2 separate regions of the Homo sapiens genome follow, and region 1 is linked to region 2. Evidence: chromatin contacts called from ENCODE Hi-C or POLR2A ChIA-PET data. All regions are on one chromosome and are shown on one strand. Each heading gives the region's core, a stretch centred on a gene start or an enhancer-like site at or near the end of the contact. The rest is flanking DNA. Distances are from core to core; before and after follow the strand shown.

Region 1 (4,528 bases), core at 1,831-4,330, 230 kb before region 2:
CTTCCCCTGAATATGGGTGTTCCCAGGGTTCCCTCCTCAGACCACTTCTTACAGGGCACCCTTTGTGGTCCATCTAAGCCCCTCCCACTGCTTTAGCTATCACCTACATTTTAATGACTCCAGAGAGCCAAACTACTTCAACACCCCCTGCTCCCCCAGTAGTTCTCTGATACTTCAGATTCTACAGGGACAAAACAGAGTTCCTTCCCCTAGACTTGAGGCCTACTTCTCCTTTTAGTCCACACCCTAAACCAGAAATCTGGGTATCTCTTGCTCTTGCCCTTTACAGCCAACCAGTTTTCCCATTCCACCAACAGAATTCCACCAATTTAATTACTTCCTTGAATTCCTCTTTTCTCTATCCCCACTATCCCTAGGTACACAGCGGTGGTCCTAATTGATTGTTACTTAGGTCACAGGCTGTTTTACATTCCATCTTCAAGTCTCCAGGACTTCAACCAGTGTACACCTCAATATGACATTTCCAAAACTCCTTTCATGGCTCTCCCTTTCCTATGTTTTAGTCCTGAGGCAGAATAGGAATTTACTCATAAAGCAAGTAACCCCCCTAAAATTGTATGCAAAATTTTAGTATAGGTATGTAAGCGCATTTTTTTTTCCTAGAGAAAGAGCCCATTGCTTTTTATTTTCCTCAAAAGGTATGTGTTTCCCCCAAAACTTGTAGGTCTCAGGCTAAAGTCCAAATTCTTCAGCATGCAGGGTATATACAAAGCCCTGCCCGACCTGGCCTCTTGCCTCCCTGCAGCTAACCTGGCAATTGCTCTCTCTTAACATCTACCTCCTGGATTTACAAACTGGGGTGGAGGTGGGAAAAAAGAATCAAAATCATAAAGTGAAGCCAAAACTGTTTGTGTAGCATTTATACACTGTTGAAGAATCAAAGGCCTTTTTTTCATAGTGCTTTTCGGGAGGGAGAAATTGGATTGTAAACATGTAATTTACAATCTCCACATTTTTTATTCTAGATAAATGCCACACACACCTTCCTGTTACAGAATATTGCATAGCAACTTTCAACATCATTCAGTTTTTTAATACCTATCCACATATGATGTTATGTATTTTACAAATCCTGCAACTAACAACGCAGTTCTTGATAGACTGCGATCTACTGGGAGGACTGCTCGGTTTTCACCTGAATTATTGCTCGTGGTTCACACACTAACACCCAAAAAGACACTCTACGGGTCATGACGTGTCCCTAAAATCCTCCATCTACTCCAGAAAACGTTCTAACTTTTTGAGACGAACTGTTGTAACTAGTCTCCTGGCGAGGCCTGCTATGTCTTATACCACAGGCTCTAACTGCCAAATCTTTTTCAGAAGTCTTTCAGTTGTTGCCTCCAAACGGAGCTCTTTGCAGTCCTCGGGCGGACGAATGGACGGATTCGAGCGAAGCTTATTTCCCTTCTCCTAACGCATCTACCTATAAATAGCGCTCACCGCGCTGAGTCACCAAAACCCCGAGTTTCCCCAAATAGCGCGTAACGACTGCTGGGATCGCGTCCCTCGGGGCTCTGTGACAGACTCCAACCACACACCCGCTGGGCTGGACTGCGGGCCCACACGGCCCAGCGGGTCTCTCACCACCCGGCGCCCCAGGGACGCGGGCGAGGCCGCGGTGTCCGGACCGAGTCGACAGCGTCGGACTTCCCGCGCGCGGACGGCGCTCTGGGGAAGGAGGAGCCGGCGGGCGGCTGGACCTGGCCTTGACTGCGCGGGGTCCGCCCCCGCCCCCTCGGGAGCGCAGAGTTGCGGGGGGCCGGCACCAGCCTCCGCCCTGCGCCGCCCGCTCACACAATGGGACGCGTCGGGAGGGGGCGGCCGCGGCTCCCATTCCGGTCCCAGGGCGGGGACTCCGGGCGGCGGGAGAAGCAGTCGGGCTGGGGCCAGAAGGAAAACCCCTCTCTCCCTCTGCCCACTCAAACTGCGAAAGGGCTCCAGCCGGCGGTGCCAGGGGCTGGGGAGCAGCTGGGGAGGGAGCGGAAGTGCCACCCCCTGCAGTCAAGGGTGGTGACGTCACCCCTGCAGCCAGCCTGTAGCGGGGGTGTCTGTACATCACATGACCCGGCCCCCCTCTCCCCGCCGAAGCCCGCGCGCGCGCTCTCTCCCCCAGCCCCGACTCCCACCTCTCCCCCGCCCCCTCTCCCCAACTTTCGCCCTCCCCGCTCCGGCACCGCTGTCAACAGCGCCAGCTCCGCCCCCTCCCCGCGCCCTGTGGAACCGCCACGGCGGCGCGGCGGGCGCTCGCGCTCAGGTCCGAGGCTCCGAGAAGCGAGCGTGCCCCGGTTCCACCCTGCCCCCCAGCTCAGTGCTTGCTGGCTGCGTGGGCACCAGAGCCAGGGGGCACGGCGGCGTGCAGCGACAGCGCTTCTCTGCTCCATCCTCCCACAGCAGTTAGAGGACGAAGCTGAGGCGCCGGGTCCGAGCTCGGAGGGAGCGAGGCGCATGCAGCGGCCTCCGGGCCCTGACGCGTAGCCTCCGGGGGTCGGCCCACGGGCGAGAGAAGCAGCCGGGAGCCCCTCCTCGACCCCAGCAAGGCGGCCCGCGCCTCCGCTCTCCCTACCGCCCGGGTGGCGCACGCCAGTCCTCCGTCTTTGGCTGCGGCGCAGGCACCGGCCATACGACGAGGGGCCAGGCGGGGACCGCCTCCTTGAGCCCCCTCGGCCACCCCTGCCGTGTGGACTGCTGGGGTTGCAGATTTGCTGGCTGTTGCTGCAGCGCCTCGTTCTATTTTTCCTCTCAGTTCCCTTCTAAAAGTGGAGGCTCGGGGGAGGAAAAAGAAAGCCCACAGTGTTGAAAGGGGCGGTACGGACTGACCTGTCAACGGCGGAGGAGGAAGACCCCCGTTCGGGGCGAGCTCTCGAGCCCGCGCAGGGATCGGAGCTCTGGGCTCGCGCGGAAAGGCACGGCGGCAGCTGTGCCTCAGCCAGGTGTCCCCCCTCGGCGGGGCCCGCGCCGCCGCGCCCGCCCCCTCCCCCGGCGCAGCGCTCCCCGCCCCATCGCCGGGGACCAGGGAACCCCCCGGCTCGATTTTTTGTGCAGTTTCAGCAAAGCTCCGAGGAAGTTGGTCCTTTTGTTCCACTATTTATAGATTGCGTCAACATTGCGAAAAGGAGAAGGCGGAGCGGTGGCCCCTCCCCCTCCCCTCCCCCCGCCGGCTCCTGGGAGAGAAAAGCCCCAGCACACGACCTAAGTACACAGCGCGCCAGCCGCCCGCCCGCGGCCTTCTGCTCCCCGCTTCTTCCCCCTCCCAGCCGGGGCCCGAACGCTGCCAACCCCGTCACGTGCCCGCCCGGGAAAACCAGCTCCCCGGGGCTCCGCGCCGCCCGCCAGGCTTCGTGGCGGCGGCGGCGGCAGCGGCCTCACCCAGCTCGTGGGCTCGGGCCGCGGCTCAGGCGTCACGCATAGCGTGGGCACCCACGCCCTCGCCACCCGACGAGGATCTCGGGCTCCGCGACCTGTGGGAGTGCTGCGGGGCGTCCCGCACTTCCGCCCTCTCTCGTCTCCGGCTCCCCAGTCGCCGCCCCGCTCGCCGAGTGTGCGCGCATTCGGGCCTCGCCTCGGAGCCGGGAGGCTGTCCTGTCCCCAGGCCCCTCGCGCGGCCGCTCTTCCAGGCATTGCGGTGCTAGCCCCCTCTCCCGCGCACGACTGGGGAGGGCAGAGGTGTGAGGGATGCGGGGGTGGCTCGCAGCCGTTCGCGGGCAGGCGGGCGGAGCGCGGGAAGCGCGGTGCGGGCGTTCCATGGCGCACCCAGACGCTCTCCCTCCTCCGCAGGTGCAGCGGGGCGTTGCGCGAGCTCGAGTCCCCCTTCCCGGACAGCTAGGGAGAAGGGAGTTTGCAGACCGGAGCTACAGTTGGAAGAATATAGTTTTTGAGAAGTTACTGGAAGTTAGATGTGAGACAAAAACAGACGAACTTTCCTTCAAAGCCTTATGACGAAATGATAGGCCTTGCCATACCCTTGAAATGAAACTGAGCTCCCTACCGGCCTAAAGCCGCTGTTCCTGAGCTTCATGTAAACAAGGAGGGCGGTAAACACCAGAGGAAGGCCTTACAACAATACCAAGTGCAAGTAGCTCATTTGAGTGTTATTTATCTTAGCAGCTTCCCTGAGTGATTTATGTATATTGCAGTTTAACTTTACAGGGTGGGAATAAAATAATTTGGCTTCTCAGCTCACTGGCGGAAGAAACTAGAGCTGAGCTGGGACGAGGGCAAGAAGCGCGTCGCACCTTTCCTGGCAGCTGAACAGTGTGATGAACAGTCTGGAAGGGTTATGTTATTACTTAAGGGGTTTGGGGAAACCGTTCCCGCGCACAGACCCTCATTCGGGCCAACTGCAGGCCGTGGGGGACTCTTCAAGGACTCGCGCAACCCGAGCCGAGCTTCCTGGCTGGGCACTGGGCTCAGCCAGTGCTGAGAGCGCTTTCGCTGGGCCAGTCAAGACAGCAATAAGTTTGCCTCTATTTGGGAAACCTTTCCAGGCTTGCCTGCCCTCTTTTAA
Region 2 (4,789 bases), core at 1,190-3,689:
CACTTTTATTTCTCCCTTTTAAGTAAATTACCTCCCTCAGCAGAGAATGTATTTATTCCAGAATTAATCTGAGCATTTGAAAGTTATTGACGTTTTAGAAAAGTATATCCAAAGGATTGATAGTGGCAAGCTGAACAGTATTTTAAAAACCCACAAAATGTGCCAAGGTCTGAAGGCCATTCAAGTTCAGGGTTGTGATAATAAGCATAACCGTAACTCTGAATTCTGTGAGTTCAATCAAATGCTTGGACTATACAATCAAGTAAAAAGCTTGACAGATTTTTTTATAGTGCACAGCTTAGTAAGAGCTCAGTAAATATTTACTATATTTAAAAAAATCCACCCAGTGTCTGGATGGGTTTGGTCACAGTAGTTCATCATGTAGCCCAAGATAGGGTAGCCCAAGTCAGCCTAAATCTCGTGGTGCTTCAGTGGCACTGAAAGCCAACCATAGCTTCCAAACCTGACGTAGATACTTTAATGTGATAAAGTGGAGCTAATTTTCCCATTTCATGTGTAAGTAGATGCAAGAGTGCACTCACCTCAATGTGGTTTGATTCCTATCCCGCAAAAGCACACTTCAGTCTCAGTATTCATGATGGTTTCAGTTCACTTATTGGTCATTGTCCCTTTGCTCTTTGGTTCTCTGGTCTCAGTGTAAGAATGCACACTGATTTCTGTTAGATTCTATCTGGGCAGAGGGGCGGGGATGGATTATCTTTCTGTGATTGTGTATGAGTTTGGGAGTGGATGAATAGAGGAGGAGTTATGTAGTGAGAAGATGGGTACACTCTGATGAGGGTCTCCAGTGGCGGCCCAAAGTGATTCATGAAGTAGTAGAAGCTGATTTTTGCTCTCTCCAGCCTTCTGCTTTCTAGCCTTAAAGCATCGTGGGTTTTTCCCCTCTCAGGACTCGATTCCCTACGGTGAAAACCCTAATTTATATTTTTTTCTGCTCTGTTCCTATGTGGAATTAACTCTCAGTGTTTTTCAAATTGTGAATCTTGACCCATTAGTAGTTGTTAAATTAATGGGTCAAGCCAGTAGTAAAAAATGAAGTCATATGAAATATATTAGGAAGTGTCAGAGCACATCTTAGGCAGTAGGGAAAGTATTGCTTCTGCAAAAACTTTTATTTCAATTGTACGTGTATGAGAGAGTACTGAACAGTACTGTAAAGGTTGTGATGAGAACAATTTGAAAAGCACTGACCTCAAGCAAGTTGTTAGAGGTGGATTTGTAGGTACACAACAGGCATCAGGAGGAAGGTTTAGGGGCAGGAGACCTCTTCTGTGTACCTCCCACTACCTCATGTCGGCAGCCATCTTCCCATTTGGCCTATATTAAGGTCATACCTATTGTTGTTGGTCCTTTATCCTTGCTTTGTGGAGGACCATCATGAAATCAAAATATTCTTCAGTGAATACTTTGCAGCTTGGAAGGTGCTTTTATTTACATTATCCCACTTGACTACGGATTCTACACACCAGATGCTAGGTTCATCCCAGAAGAGAGGCCGGGTCCAGCCCCCTGCCCCTAAGACCACCTCTAGTATGATCTTATCTAGCTTGTTTTTATGATGCAATGTTAATGCAGCCACTGCCCATAAGGGGACACATGAATCTGAAGGTATTTTCCATGCATGATTAACTTTTAAAGTTATGTTGTATTCCTTGGCCTAAGCAAGGTGTGACTGACCTTATGGCATCTGTAGTAGCCAAGGGTTGACATTAGAGAGGATGAAATAAGCAAGTGGTAATGGCTCTCAGGAATTATGGTAACAAGGAGAAGAGGATGGTTCTTCACTGCTAAGCAGCTTGACTAGGTGAGAGACAGCCAGCATCTTACTGCTTCCTGGCACATGGAGTGTTCCACTGAGAATCACAGGCAGACTCAGGCAACCAGCCACTTTTCAAATGGGCTGTCTTCTGTAGTGCTGTTCCACCACCATTCTGTGGGCCCAACTGTTGCCATTCTGGGGGATCTGCCATTGCTAGCTTAATTCCATTCACTTCAATTCAATTGCTGTTATGAAAGGCCTACTAGTGCTATTCCCCTGAGAATCTATAGAGACAGGGTAGAACTCTTGGATGAAAAGGTGAGGGCTTAGGACATCTGGTTAGTGGAACTTACTTATTTTTGGGCCTCTTTCATCAAGTAACACCAGCTGATGCCTAGGAGTGTGGGAGTCATATCGGCTTTGTTGTCGTCTGTTAGAAACTCTTCGTGTTCACAAAAAAAAAAAAAAAGCAGCCTTGGAGAAATCTTCAACCCAGAAGGAGTTAAGCTGTGTGTCTGCACAGCGCAGCTTTGTTCTGGCAAGGTCCCATCAGTTTAGGTCATTTCTGATGACTTCACTCTCCTGGTGACATCAGCCTCTAATCTCCTGAAGGTGAATTCATGTGCGATTGCTTCAAAATACTCACTCCCTGAGTTCCGAGCCATTCCCGTTGATATATGGACAGAGCTTGTCTTTCCCAGGCCACAGTCTGGTTTGTGCACTGCATTTGTGCTTACCGTATCATATTACCATGTGGACATTATGTCACTAACTGGCACAACCGGCTCAAAATGAAATATGCTTGCTGCAAGCAAAAACCCAAAAGCTAACATCAACTCTCCCCACCCCCTACCCCAGGTACAAAATAAAAGGGCTAGAGGGATGGCTGGACTAGATTTTGGTTTAATATGTTTCTAACTGTTCTCTCCCTCCTCTGCCTTTCTGTGGCCTGAATGTTGATAGTAACTTTATCATCCTTTTCAGTCCTTTATACCCACTAACTCTTGAAAATGTTTGGTCACTGATGGCACAAATTAAATGTAAGACTTTGGAATAATTTAGTTTAGCCTCTTCCTAAAATATCAAGTCTGTGAACTCAAGTAACCTTTTTACCTTCTAAGACCACTTTCTTTTCTTTGTCTTTCAAATGTCATAAAAGAATACAGAGTAGAAATGAAAGCAGCCTGGGCTTATTGGGTAGGTGCCAGGAATTAGCTTTGACAAAGATGGTGTTCTGTGCACTTGGCCCAAGCTGACAGGCATGCAGATGCCTCTAGAAATTGTGGGAGATGAACTGGAAGTATCCCCAGAGTTTGTCCAGTCTTAGGGTGGTGTAAGTACATTTTAGGCCCTTCTCCTGTTATCCACAGGCTGTGTTGACACCCTCTTGTGTCACCAGGGATTCAGAATGCCACAGTGCCTCCCTGACCACTATCATCCTCCTGCTGCCCCCACTCTGGGGCAGAAGAGGGTAGTCTGTCTACAGAGAAGCAGAGTCCCCACACCACTTCCAGGATCCCAAGCACCCATTTATTTTGATTAATAGCTCTTGGCAGTAGACAGTAGCTTCTGGAATACAGAACTGGCCGGGTACACACTGAGGTTTAAAATCACATCAAGAAAATAGCATACTAACACAGGATTGTTAAGGGGAGAAACTGGTGTTCAAACAATAAAATACTACTCTCACTGTTTATCTTTGTTTCATTTTGAAGGAAATAAAGAAATGAAACCTTACAAGTGTAGCAGCCCAGTTATCAAATAGTCATAGCCACAGACACTCAGTTTTGGGGTCAGCCCACAGACTATGGGGGTACTTTCTCTGCCTCTGCACAAAATAAATGTTGAGGCTCTCAATTTTTTGAGGACGGAAATAAAATCCCTGGATGCTTGCAAATATATTTTTTAATGCAGGGATAGCTAGGTTTTCTGAGTTTCAGTTCTGTTTCAGCTGGGGTGCGGGTGGGGGATGGCCTGCATCACAGGGGAAACTGGTGGAATCTTAGTCCAGGAGGCTGGCGCCATTACCATTCACATCAGCTCATGATATACAAAGGTACCAGACTTTTTTTTAAAGGCCCAGTATAAAGTAATCCAACTTTCTTTCTCCTGCTGTATATCCAAGGAGGTGGAAGTATTAAAGAACCCTTTTATACCTTCTCAATGCCATTCTCTTTCTTGGTTCATGCAGGAAAAAAAAAGAAAAAAAAAACACAGAAGACAGACTAGAGAAAAAAAAAACCCAAAAATCTAATTAAAATACAAAATTAATAAAACATTCTCATGTGCTCAAATCCTACATCTTCTCTTCTAACAGCATGGCTGTTATATATGCACCTGCTTACTCTCTTTCCCCAGTAAAGAAACAGCATCTCCTTACTCCAGAGGAATTGGAATTTCCCACTTCCCGACTTCTTGCTCCCTGCAAGCTACTTGAGGACCACAAAGGCTGAGCCTTCTTGTTTGACTGGGAAGACTGGAAGAGCTCTACCTTTCTAGCAGAGAAATGCCTCCTGTGGACAGTGGGCCATAGCCACACATGGGATAGAAGACGTGAGGGGTGTCTGACTTTTGGAAAGAGCTGAGCACTGGATGAGACTTATATTTTTCCCATGTGCCTTACTGGGGTTGTACCTGGAGAGGGAGTGCTTCTTTTCATTTCTGGAGGTAGAGTGCGATTTGCTTTTGCAGTTGGAGAGGCAAGGAAAAGCTGCCAGTGTCTGTAGCAAGCTAGGTAATTTGCGTATAACATCACTCCTTTGATGACGGCATCAATCGCTTTGCTTGACTGATTCTGCGAACTAGTGGGTTCTTTGATGAGTGTGCCTTGCCCTCAGTTTGCTGAGCACTCTTCCTCGGGGTGGGATCTCTAAGCCATAAACAAGGAGTATTTCCCCTCCAGTTTAAGATCACAGGTTGACTTCATCGTATCCACTGTCTCACCAGCTTTCTCCATTCGCCAGCCCAGCCCAAGGGCAGCACAGCCTTGAAGGCACCAAATAGGGAAAG

Evidence for each region. A loop is a pair of places that touch in the nucleus more often than their neighbours do. ChIA-PET counts read pairs that join two places held with the same protein, here RNA polymerase II (POLR2A). Pooled maps may share reads with other maps.
Region 1: a loop to region 2 is called in a map of PC-9, with 17 times the contacts of the local background. The contact joins the promoter of DLEU2 here to the enhancer-like site in region 2. A Hi-C loop is called at or near these places in 5 of 168 maps with a recorded cell type or tissue (B cell, CD4-positive, alpha-beta memory T cell, GM12878 and 2 more), 35 of 37 single-sample maps with no recorded cell type and 19 of 50 pooled maps. POLR2A ChIA-PET finds 5 or more read pairs at or near these places in 16 of 52 experiments (CD4-positive, alpha-beta T cell, CD4-positive, alpha-beta memory T cell, CD8-positive, alpha-beta T cell and 11 more).

The regions. Positions count from the first base shown.
Region 1 is chr13:50,122,461-50,126,988 of GRCh38, forward strand. It overlaps DLEU2 (deleted in lymphocytic leukemia 2), which reads right to left and starts at 3,081. Exons shown (of 14, transcript NR_152566.1): 1 at 2,842-3,081. The region is part of intron 2 of DLEU1 (deleted in lymphocytic leukemia 1); the gene reads left to right. RefSeq lists silencers at 1,544-2,053, 2,134-2,643, 2,964-3,173, 3,204-3,533 and an enhancer at 3,202-3,912.
Region 2 is chr13:50,355,397-50,360,185 of GRCh38, forward strand. All of the region lies in intron 2 of DLEU1 (deleted in lymphocytic leukemia 1), which reads left to right. Among named protein-coding and RNA genes, the nearest start is that of DLEU1-AS1, 170 kb to the right of the region's middle. Within about 2 kb of position 2,440, at least 14 of the 41 ENCODE cell types and tissues checked have a DNase peak (open chromatin) inside an H3K27ac peak, as active enhancers do; they include B cell and PC-9, where a contact is called at or near this core.